Linked DNA regions of Homo sapiens: region 2 is linked to region 1. The links are chromatin contacts, found by Hi-C or POLR2A ChIA-PET in ENCODE. All regions are on one chromosome and are shown on one strand. Each heading gives the region's core, a stretch centred on a gene start or an enhancer-like site at or near the end of the contact. The rest is flanking DNA. Distances are from core to core; before and after follow the strand shown. Region 1 has its middle 47 kb from the start of LINC01023. Region 2 overlaps FER (FER tyrosine kinase).

Evidence for each region. Hi-C counts contacts between places; a loop is a spot of excess contacts on that map. ChIA-PET counts read pairs that join two places held with the same protein, here RNA polymerase II (POLR2A). Pooled maps may share reads with other maps.
Region 2: a loop to region 1 is called in a pooled map, with 1.8 times the contacts of the local background. The contact joins two enhancer-like sites. A Hi-C loop is called at or near these places in 1 of 168 maps with a recorded cell type or tissue (natural killer cell) and 7 of 50 pooled maps. POLR2A ChIA-PET finds 5 or more read pairs at or near these places in 1 of 52 experiments (OCI-LY7).

The regions. Positions count from the first base shown.
Region 1 is chr5:108,678,805-108,684,539 of GRCh38, forward strand. No RefSeq gene overlaps it. Among named protein-coding and RNA genes, the nearest start is that of LINC01023, 47 kb to the right of the region's middle. RefSeq lists an enhancer at 2,591-3,091. Within about 2 kb of position 3,055, at least 2 of the 41 ENCODE cell types and tissues checked have a DNase peak (open chromatin) inside an H3K27ac peak, as active enhancers do.
Region 2 is chr5:109,102,480-109,108,214 of GRCh38, forward strand. The region is part of intron 17 of FER (FER tyrosine kinase); the gene reads left to right. Among named protein-coding and RNA genes, the nearest start is that of PJA2, 300 kb to the right of the region's middle. Within about 2 kb of position 3,237, at least 4 of the 41 ENCODE cell types and tissues checked have a DNase peak (open chromatin) inside an H3K27ac peak, as active enhancers do.

The sequences.
Region 1 (5,735 bases), core at 1,805-4,304:
TCTCCCACCAAGAGGTAAAGTCCATGGCCCCTCCTCTTGAAACTGAGTGGATCTTCGTGACTGCCTCAATGAATAGAGTACACTGGAAGTGACACTGAGTCCCTTATTGGCTAGGCTAGAAAAGACCAGGCAGCCTTGGCTGGTGCCCCTGGGATACTCACTCTACTCACTCTGGGAGCCTTTGGCCACTCAGTAAGAAGTCCAGCTGCCCTGAGGTTTCCTTGAGACCATGTTGGGGGGCAACATAGAGGGAGAGATACCCAAGGAACTCAACTGTTCCAGCCCTAGCTGCTGGAGTCTCCCCAGTACAACTACCAGCTATAAATGGTGGAAGGGCCTTCAAGATGACCCCAGGCCCAGCTACCTTTCATGGCATAGCAATAGATAACTTGAACAGAACAGCTCTCCGTAATAGGGGCTTTCATCTTTCTTTTCTCAAAAGGGCAGGTATCCTGGAGGTCTGAAGCTGTCTTTGCTCAGAAGGTTAAGTCTTTGTTTTCGAAAGTTTCTGTCCCTCTCTCTGTGTCTCTATCTTTCTGTGTCTCTGTCTCTCTGTCTCTCTCTCTCTCTCCCTCCCTCTCTCTAACCGCAGGATTGTGTGGATAGGGAGGGCTCTGTTGATTGAAAGAGAGGAGAGAACCCAGTTCTAAGTATGGACGCTTTCCAGAGCCTAGAAGAAGTAAAGGGGTGGTAGGTTCTTGTAGTTGACACTTGTGCCCTCCCCTACACAGAAACTCAGAAGGATGTCTGATGGGACTGGTGCAAGAATGCCTGTTTGCTGAGCACAGAATGCCTCAGTCTTTAGAGCCTCCTCAGAGGACCCAGTGGCTGACTTCGGTGCAGAGGGGCAGGTGCCACAATCAGCAGAGTGCCATGTAATAAGTACAAATAATGAGGATCTCAGTGCAACTATGATGAGCTCATACCAGGCTCTCCTCCCCAAGGTTTTTGGATAGCACAAGCTGCTTGGGACCCTTACATAACACTAGAGAAGAGGAAGAACTCCTAAACATGACTGATACTGAATTTTCCATTGTAATTTTTAATTAAGAAAAATACCCTTTATTGTCCCAAAGATTTATTAAATCAATCTCACCTGATAATATACATACATTTGTGAATGGTGAGATTACCTTAACCATCCCAAAGGTGTTTACTATCTTCATATGAGGTTTTGGTATTAATAAATCAAATGATTTCTTATTGATGAAAATTTTAGGCAATGTAAAAAATAGAAATTTTTAGAGTAATTAAGTCATGAGAAGGTGCTTTTGGGGCTTTGGGGGAATCCATTAAGCTGCCCTTGCTCTTGAGAGCATCCCCATTTCTTCACTTCTGAAATGACAAGATCTTTCAAAGCCCCAACATGGCTTGAGTGTTTGAAAGCTCTAGGATGATTTTTATTTGTTCTCTCTGATAGAAATGTCAAATGCAGGAGTTTGTGTGACACAAAATGTTTAGGCACACATAGCTGTTGCCATGAACAAAATCTTCTGTATACAAAGGAAGTATTCTGAACTGTTTCCATTTTAGTTTCCAGTAGCCTTTAAAATAACCAAATAAGATCAATCATTAGGGCTTAATGACCCAGAAACTAATGCTGGAAACATTTACTCTTTAATGATGTCTCCTCTTCCTTCCTTGGCCTCCCTAACTAACATAAATTCATCATTTGTCTGTGTCTATGAAGTAAGATCAGATTGACTGGGGGTCTCTTCTCAATATTTTTTTTTTACCTTAACCATGTACTGCAGTTGATCAGAGCAATTAACAGTGATCCAATCCAGACAGAAAGTTATTTTAAATAACCTGACAACCAATCTGAATTCCAACTCTATGAAGGAAACTTGGCCAAAATGTGTTTAGTGTGTTCAAACATAGGCACTATTCAAAATCAAAGCAGAAAAAAAATGAAACTCTGTTAAAAGTGGCTCAAGATGAAGGCATTGCAATTCCCATCTTGAGGGCGGCTGATGAGTTCTTTTCAAGGTGAGGTGTGCCCTAGCATGCAGAGAGGACAGAAAGGGATAAAAGGAACAAATAAGCAAACAGAATGTGCTCTCAGAACTCCCAGCTTGATTTCCTCAAAGAAAAAGTAGAAATAGATCAAATCAAAGCATTCTTTAAAGATGCTGAGGTGGCTTTAACTGACTAAAATGTAGCTTTAAAAAAATCAGTATCCTAAATGCCAGGTGATTAATAAAGGTCAAGCAGGCAACTTCCGGACTTTATCAGTATAAGCTTAGTCGTGTGCCTTTATTAGGAAATGATCAATACCTTCCTACTTAGCAATATTTTAGGGAATATTTTCCTATAATAGGTAAGGTTTTTAAAATATGAAGACAAAAGTGTAGTATAGTTACTTTGTTTTTCTGGTAGAGCTAAGGAAGTAAATGAACCTCACAATAGTCAGTTTATGCACCCAAGTGAGATTAATTGCTTTACTTACACCATTACATTATTACACAATTCTTGTTATGTGGGGTTTTAAAAGTCTTCACTGTTTAAGCTGTTTTCATTTTAGTTATTCTGTTATTTACAACTGAAAGAGAAAACTGGAGAGGTCTTTGTGAATCTCTACCATATTTTTTTATGACTTTTGATTTCAAGAACCAAAATTGAGGATAAACCTGAAGCAAACACTGTTGAAATGGCCTTTGCAGTACAGACTTCATAGGCTAGAGGGCACAATTGTTTTAGCTGGTCCAAGGCAATGGAAAGCAAAACCTAGTCAACTGTTTCTTACACAGTGACCTAGCAGTTTTAAAATTTGGACCAAGAACGTGAAATTGCTCCTCGCTAAAAATCCACATCTGCTGGAAGAAACAGTAGAATAAAATGTGCATTTTCTATAGTAGTTTTGGATGTTTTTTGCAGAGGTCCTGGGCTTGTGAGAAAAAATAGAACACTCCAAAAGGTCCTTTGGTTCAGCAAAATTTTCCTATCTTAGATTTATCAAGCTGTCCACTCAGTTTTCAATGTGGCCTTTTCCTTCTAAAAATAACATCCTCAGCCGGGCGTGGTGGCTCATGCTTGCAATCCCAGCACTTTGGAAGGCCAAGGCGGGCAGATCACCTGAGGTCAGATGTTTGAAACCAGCCTGCCCAACATGGTGAAACCCCGTCTCTACTAAAAATACAAAAAAAAAAAAAAAAAAAAAAAAAAAATTAGCCACGCGTGGTGGCAGGTGCCTGTAATCCAAACTACTTGGGAGGCTGAGGCAAGAGAATCACTCGAACCCGGGAGATGGAGGTTGCAGTGAGCCGAGATCACGCCACTGCATTCCAGCCTGGGCTACAAGAGCAAAACTCCGTCTCAAAAACAAATAAAATAAAATAAAAAATAATAACAGCCCCTCCCTCCAATGTTTGTATGTATATATGCATATAACGTACTTGACAAGGAACTTGGTAAATACTTGACTATCATTAGGAAATTACAGGGTTGATTCTAAGTAGTGAGATTATGTCTTCTATGAAAATGGTTTCTTTTTAAAATGTACACATATTAATAATTTTTTTTTCCTAAAGCAGTTAGTTAGTCAATGATATTGTGTGGCCTTAACATTGTCTCTGCCTTTATTTGTTCCCTTCCTGCTTAGGGCTTTCTGGATCTTCTTTGCTGTTTTACCTTTTTTAATATGAAATGCTTCTGGTTTCTCCTCCTCACATATCATGTATGACCCCAAGTCCCAGATTATTTTTCTCTTTACTCATTTCTTCTGCTTCCTTCATGCCAGCACACCCAGGCAGAAGGAGAGCCACAGGAAAAGTGACCTCCACACTCACAAATTCCTGCTTCATTTCATCATGTTTTTTGCCTCACAAACTACAATTCTTATTCCCAAATTCAAATTTTTTCTTGAGTGATAGTTGTCTTTCTCTTCTTTCTGCACACCCAAAGATCTCAAGTAGGATATTTGGGGACTGATGAAGGGGAGAACTCAAGGAAATGATTGGGGCCTCAAAGAAGCTTCTAGGCCAGGTGTGGTGGCTCATGCCTGTAACCCCAATACTCTGAGAGGCTGAAGTGGGAGGATTGCTTGAGCCTAGGAGTTCAGCGCCAGCCTGGGCAAAAGAAGGAGGCCCTATTTCCACACAAAAAAATTTTTAAATAGCCAGGCATGGTGATGGGTACCTGTGGTCCCAGCAACTTGGGAGGCTGAGATGGGAGAATCGCTTGAGCCCAGCAGGTTGAGGCTACAGTGAGCCGTGATCATGATCATACCACTTTACTCCAGCCTGGGCAACAGACTGAGATCCTGTCTCAAAAAAAAAAAAGAAAAGAAAAGAAAAAAGAAGAAGTTTCTAGATAAGGGATAAATGTCTCATTAGATATGATGTTAAATACTTTTTGAAGCCAATCTTTCCACTTCCACCTATGAAATATATTCCAAACCCATCTGTGGTAGGCAGAATGTTGGGCCTCATGACCTTCTCCCTCTGGAGTCACTCCTGTGAATATGTTACTTTACATGGCAGAATGGACTTGACAGGTGTAATTAAGGTTACTAATCAGCTGACCTAAAATGGAAGGTTATATTGGCTTATCCAAGTAGGCCCAATGGAATCACGTGAGCTCTTAAAAGCAGAGATATTTTTCCAGCTAGTAGTAGAAGATAAAGTCAGATATTCCAAGATGAAAAGGATTAAAAGTGCTGCTGTTAACTTGAAGATTAAGGTAACCATGTCAAGGAAATGGCAACCTCAGTCCTATAACCTCAAGAAACTGAATTCTGGCAGGGTGCAGTGGCTCACGCCTGTAATCCCAACACTTTGGGAGGCCGAGGCAGGCAGATCATGAGGTCAGGAGATTGAGATCATCCTAGCTAACACGGTGAAACCCCATCTCTATTAAAAATACAAAAAATTAGCCGGGCATGGCAGCGGGCACCTGTAGTCCCAGTTACTCAGGAGTCTGAGGCGGGAGAATGGCGTGAACGTGGGAGGCGGAGCTTGCAGTGAGCCGAGATCGTGCCACCGCACTCCAGCCTGGGCGACAGAGCAAGACAATGTCTCAAAAAAAAAAAAAAGAAAAAAAAGAAACTGAATTCTGCCAACAAACTGAATGCGCTGGAAAGCAGAATCTCCTCAAGAGCCTCCAGATGAGCCCTGTCCTGCTGATGCCTTGATTTCAGCTCTGCTAAACCCTGAGTAGAAGACCCAGTTGAGCAATTGCTGTGCCCAGACTCTTGACCCACAGAACTGTGTCCATGATAATTATTTACACCACCATTCTTGTTACGTGGGATTTTAAAAGTCTTTCCTGTTTAAGCTATAGTTCTTCTCTTATTTATATTTTAAAAAGAAAATTTATATTGTCTTCTCAAGCTGTGAAAAAAAGGCTTAAAAGTTAAAACTTTCTTTGCATATGTATTATAGAAATGTATTGGTCTTTTGATGAAAGAATGCAGCTGTCTTTGCACTGACTGAATGGATGTCAAGTGCTAGGCTCTGTGCTAGTCAGTTTATAGATCCCACTTCCAGTCCTCATCACAACTTTTATGTCCCAGAGGGAAAACAAATGATCAAATTGAGGGAAAAAAACAGCAACCATATCTGGTGATAAGAAAAATAAGGAACGTTATTTCAAAAAGGAGGCAGGTATATAAGGAAATAGTTTATTTTTGAATCTGACTCCAGTATGTAAAATGTCCAGGGTTTTAGGAGCCACCTACAGAGGGGAAATGTTTCTATCTTTAAGGGTTATGAACCCAGCCTTTCTCTCTGGATGCA
Region 2 (5,735 bases), core at 1,987-4,486, 420 kb after region 1:
GTCACATCTGCCAGGGTACTCACGAGTATTAACACACACGCCCCAAATTTGTCATCCTTGGCATAGAATATCTTCTTTTTGTTTTTATTCTCATAAATACTTTTCTGACATTTAAAAATGTTTGTTATGACTTTTCCTTACTAGCAACAATATAATGTTTTTCTTTAATCACTTTCATTTAATTCTTCTAAACTATCTGGTTTCTTATTTCCTTTGTTAATCTTGAGTGCTAGATGAATTTTATGATATCTCCCAACTAGTGGTCCTTTGTTCCTCTTCAGACTCATTAAATGCTCTTTTGGATACATTGTTTTTTTCATTTTAGTACTTCACCAATTCATACTATTGTATTGATAAAATAAATTATTCTTTGTGTTGAGTTTTTTTATAGTAGTGAATTGTGCTGTAGAACCCTGTTCCTATGTGCCAGCCTACATAGTTCTTTCTTTGGAAATAGTAGTTGCAATAGAATTTTACTTGATGTAGAGTTAAGACATAGATTATGTGTTTTTGCTCCTAAGAAATATGAAAGAAAAAAAATATAGGATTTACTACAGTGAACAGTTTTTTCCTCACTGAAAAAATTTTTAATGAATTAAAATAATGTAAAACATGATTGAAAGTTCCCTTTAGTTTTTCAGGTAATGAGGAAAGGTTCTAAGTCTCATTTTTATATGCCAAAACATAACAAAAATAAATGCATGTCTATGAATTACAAAGCCAAGCTTTGTGTCCAGCAAATTCTAGCAAAAATTTTAAATCTTCTTTAAATTTTATATGAATTTACAAATTTTATCCTGTTCACTGACGGGAGGTCACTAGAACTCAGTATATAGTTGAAAATATTTCCAATTGTCTCTTCCCAAAATAGTGTTTTTAACTTTTAAGGACACATATTCTTTCTTTAGCTTTGTTTTATTGTTTTGATATGAGAAGAGCAGTGTTTCATTATAGGAAAACAATTATGACAACTATAAAATGGAAAGAGGTTACTGCATTAAGAAATGACCTGCATTTGGAAGTGTTCTTGTTGTAATTTCCATTTAACTTCCAGAAGAGTTCTCTTGCTACAAGTTTCTAGTGGAAACTATTTCTGTTTACAGCTTGAGGATTGCTGTATAGTTGGAATTTTGGGTTAGTTTTAATCAACGGCATTTTATTTAAAACTATTCTGTAGGCCAGTGTGAAATTTTCTTTCCTACTTGTACTTTATGAACTGTTTGAAATACACTGATAAACTTTGTGGTGTGTGTATGTTTACTTACAAAGGTATGTTACTAGATTGTTAGATGTCATCTGTAAAGAATACTCTGATTTTGAAGTTAAGGGGAGTCAGGATTGACATACTTGATATTAATGGTAATGGCATTCATTTATGGTTTTATTCTTGATGAATCCTACTGCCAAATTTGTTTTTATTCAGGTTTATTTCTAAAAGTTGGCTTTGTGCCATTGTTCTTTGATATCTTCAGAAAGTAAAAGGAGGACACACTTTTTATTGCCATATACTTGAGTGAAAGCCCACAATTTATGGGGAGTTTGGGGAACATTTCTTAATTTCGTATGTCATTGTCAATATCAGAAAAGATATATTTTGGAGGGGTTAGGTAGAATATGATTTCTTTTTCTAATTTTCAACTCTATACTGATTCTCTTCATGTTTGGTTGCTCTAACACAGTGATTTTTGTTTATCATGGAGTAAGCTAACAACTTTACAAATTAAAGTATATTAGACCACATTTATTTTATTAATCAGTCAGAGTTTTGCTTATGCATTGAAGACATTGATATTTCCAGTGTTTCACAAATGTGGGCAGTTGACTACTCTATGCCAGGGGCTACCAAAATGAAGATTATAGTCACTGCCCTCAGATGGATAGAACAAAAGTTAACAATAATGCAAAGAGATAGTCAATTTTGTGATAAAATCTACAGAATTCTTTGGGAGTAATATCAAGAGAGTCTAATATGACCTGTCAGTATGGGGACGATGATGGGAATAATCAGGGAAACTTTGCAGAGGATACCCTCTGAGTGAGACTTGGTGGATGGGTGTGTCACTGAATAGAAGGAGTAAGAAGATTCCAACTGAAGGAAAATTGAAAGCAAAGTTACAATGCTTTGTAAGAGAGAGCTTGACTTAATTGTGGACATTTTGTTGAACGAATATGAATTTTAACTGAAAAAAGAAAACTAATTTGAACAAAATTTACAAAACCCTAAAAAATGTATAATCTCATGAAAATGTATATGAGACCAATATTTTTTTTTCTTTTTTTTGAAACGGAGTCTCACTCTGTCGCCCAGGCTGGAGTGCAGTGGCGCCATCTCGGCTCACTGCAAGCTCTGCCTCCCAGGTTCACGCCATTCTCCTACCTCAGCCTCATGAGTAGCTGGGACTACAGGTGCCCGCCACCACGCCCGGCTAATTTTTTTGTGTTTTTAGTAGAGACAGGGTTTCACCATGTTAGCCAGGATGGTCTCAATCTCCTGACCTCGTGATCCGCCTGCCTTGGCCTCCCAAAGTGCTGGGATTACAAGCATGAGCCACCGCGCCCGGCCAAGACTAATATTATTCTTAAGCTTCATTGGGAAAACTAATTTAGGAAGGCTAAGATTGCCAGGAAGAGAGTAATATTATATTTCATTTATATATTCTAGAAGAGATTGCCTTGTCCAGTGATTTCTAATAAGGATTACCTATGTGTACTTTTTTAGTTAAATGTAAGATACTGCTTCCAGCTTATATTTGTGTGTGTGTGTGTGTGTGTGTGTGTGTGTGTGTGTGTGTGTGTGTGTTTTGAGACTTCATATTTTATTAAGTAAAAGATTTGGTATGCTTCTGACCATTTACATTTTTCCCGATGATCTTTGAGGATTTATTTCTCTATTTTTGTACTGAAAATGATTACCTAGTGTCTGAGCTTTTCCTAAACTGTGAGTATACTGAAAAAGTATTTTGTCCTTGGTGCACCTTCAAATCATTTAAATGGTAAAATAAAGACAAAATAAATAAAAATAAAATAAAATGTTTTCTGTGACGTTTTGAACCCTTCATCATTTCTGTCACTCGTGATCTACCATATACTCAATTGAAGGCACTGTAAGACCACTTTAAGTAACTGAGACCCAGAGAGATTAAAGGAAGGTCACCTAAACAATTAGTGGCTGGGCCACTGCTAGGTCCTAAATGTGCTGACTCCATTCTGACACATTTCCTGTAATTCCAGTGCCAGTGTTTTGCTCTGTCTCATTCAAGTATTAGTAACCCTAACAGCTGGCATTTATTAAGGGCTCACTGAGTACTAGACACAGTTCTTCTAAGTGCTTTAGATGCAATGTCTGAGAATGTCAGCTTCCTGAGATCAGTGATTTTTATTCATATCGTTCACTAATGGATTCCAAAAGCCTGGAACAGTGCCTAGCAATTGAAGCTAAATGAATGAACCTTCAAAACAATAGCGGTACTATTGTTTAAGCCCGTTTTACACATGAGGAAACTCACAGTTAGGGAGTTTGAGTATCGTGCCCAAGATCATATTAAAAACAAGTGGTAGTTTCAGGATGTGAATCTCAGCACTCTGGTTCTAAGGCCACACACTGAATCTACTCTACTGCCTTGTACAACAGAGGTATCTTCTGATTACCTAGGAAAGTCAAGGCAGAAGGCCGAATGGTATTTGATGTGATGACTAAGCTTATATTTAACATCTGCACTCTGTAATGATCATGAGCAAAAACAGAAGAGGGTTCTGAAGGCTGTGAAACATAATTTTAGAAAGACAAACCAAGATGTTTTTATCATTTAATGAACAGTTGCTGAAATGCAGGAGCATTTTGTTGTTGCTTCTCTATTTAATAAGAGTTTGAATTTTTTTTCATTTTTATATACTGTTGTTTAGAATGCCCCCTTATGCTTTATCTGTTAATTAAACACACAGGATTAACATAGAGATGTGATAATCTCAGTTAGTTGACTAAGCATTTATGACTGATTTTCTTGTTCTGACATTTGATTTACAATTTTGAATATATTAAGCTGTATTTTTATTTTTAGCTTTGAAACCAATTTTGCTATAATACAGAGAGGACTGCTCAATAATTTTAAATGTATTAAGAATATATAGTCCTTCTTTAACCCTTTTTTCCTGTTACAAATTGGTATTTGTATATGCAGTGCAATTATCATACAAAGATAATGTAAGTGAACACCTTTATAAAAATTTTTTATCCTACTGCTTTATTCAGGGTAAAAATTTCCCACCACTAGTTTCACTCATTTTAATTAAGGACTTTTCCCTAAAGACACATGTGTAATATGTTTCCAGGAATGAAAAAAGAGACCTTCCTTTATGTTAGCCAATTAACATCTTGGCTTGGGTTAATGTACCAGCATATCTAGCTGCTACTTTAGAAAACAAAAATGAGAGATTTGGAGTAAAGGGTCAGAGGACAGTAGTTAACTATTTATGGTTACTGGTAGGAAAGATGCAGTATATGCAGAGACTGTTGAGGACTTAAGGGCAGTCCATTGAGCACACTGAAAGTCCTTGAGAGTGAGAGGAGAAGGAATGAAGGGAATAGTAGTACATTAAGGCTATTTCATGGTTTAGTTAGGGCTAGCCATGTCCTGTGTTACACAGATAAGATAGAAGAGAAAATTGGCTGATGTCTCATATTCTTCCTCATTTCTGACTTTTTTCCAGTCAATTACAATAAGTACATTTTGGATTCAGAATGTCAAAAAAGTGATCTTTTACATTAAACAATTACAAATGGTTACAGTTACCATTTTTCTTTTAGGGAATATTTGATTACAAGGAACAGAAACTAAGCCATAGGAGTTTTTCTTTTAACTTTTATTTTAGGCTCAGGGGGTACATGTGAAGGTTTGTTATACAGGTAAACTCATCTCACAGGGGGTTGTTGTACAGATTGTTTCATTATCCACGTATTAAGCCTAGTACCCAGTAGTTTCTTTTTCTGCTCCTCTCCCTCCCTCCACCCTCTACCCTCAAGTAGACCCCAGTGTCTGTTGTTCCATTCTTAATATTTATAAGTTCTCATCATTTAGCTCACACTTATAAGTGAGAATATGCAATATTTGGTTGTTCCTGTGTTAGTTTCCTTTATCATAAGGAAAGTTATGGGGTTATCTCACAGAACTCAAGGACTGAAAGTTCAGCCAGGCTTTGGAGTTCTTGAAACTAGTAACCGGGAAGCAGTCAGGGACCAAGGCAGGATCTCTTTTTGTCTTTCCCTGTGTGTTCATTTGGAGTTTCATTAATGCTTTTTAACGTGTTGCTGCTCATTTTCCCTTTCACCTTGAAGACTACATTCCTCCACTCCTCTTGCAAAGGGCCCTCAAATGACATTTAGGCTAATATAACCTGCCAGGCCCAGCATCTGCAGGTAATTAATTAGTCTTTGAGCTCAAATTTCAAATTATGGACACAAATAATTGGCCCAGCTTATATTAAATGTCTATCCCAATTTTAATAACATGGCTAGACAGAAAAGAGTGTGCAGGGTCACTGTTACCTAGAGCTAGAGGAGCCAATCTCTTGTGTGCAAGGGGATAGTTCTCAGATGATGGGGCATGTACTAAAAGGCTTCAAAAGATGGCTATCGTACACTCATGGAGAGCTCACTGTTTGCCAAGTACATTCATATGCTCATTTAACCTTATATTTCTATGAGATTGGTACTATTTAATCTACATTTCATAATGGAA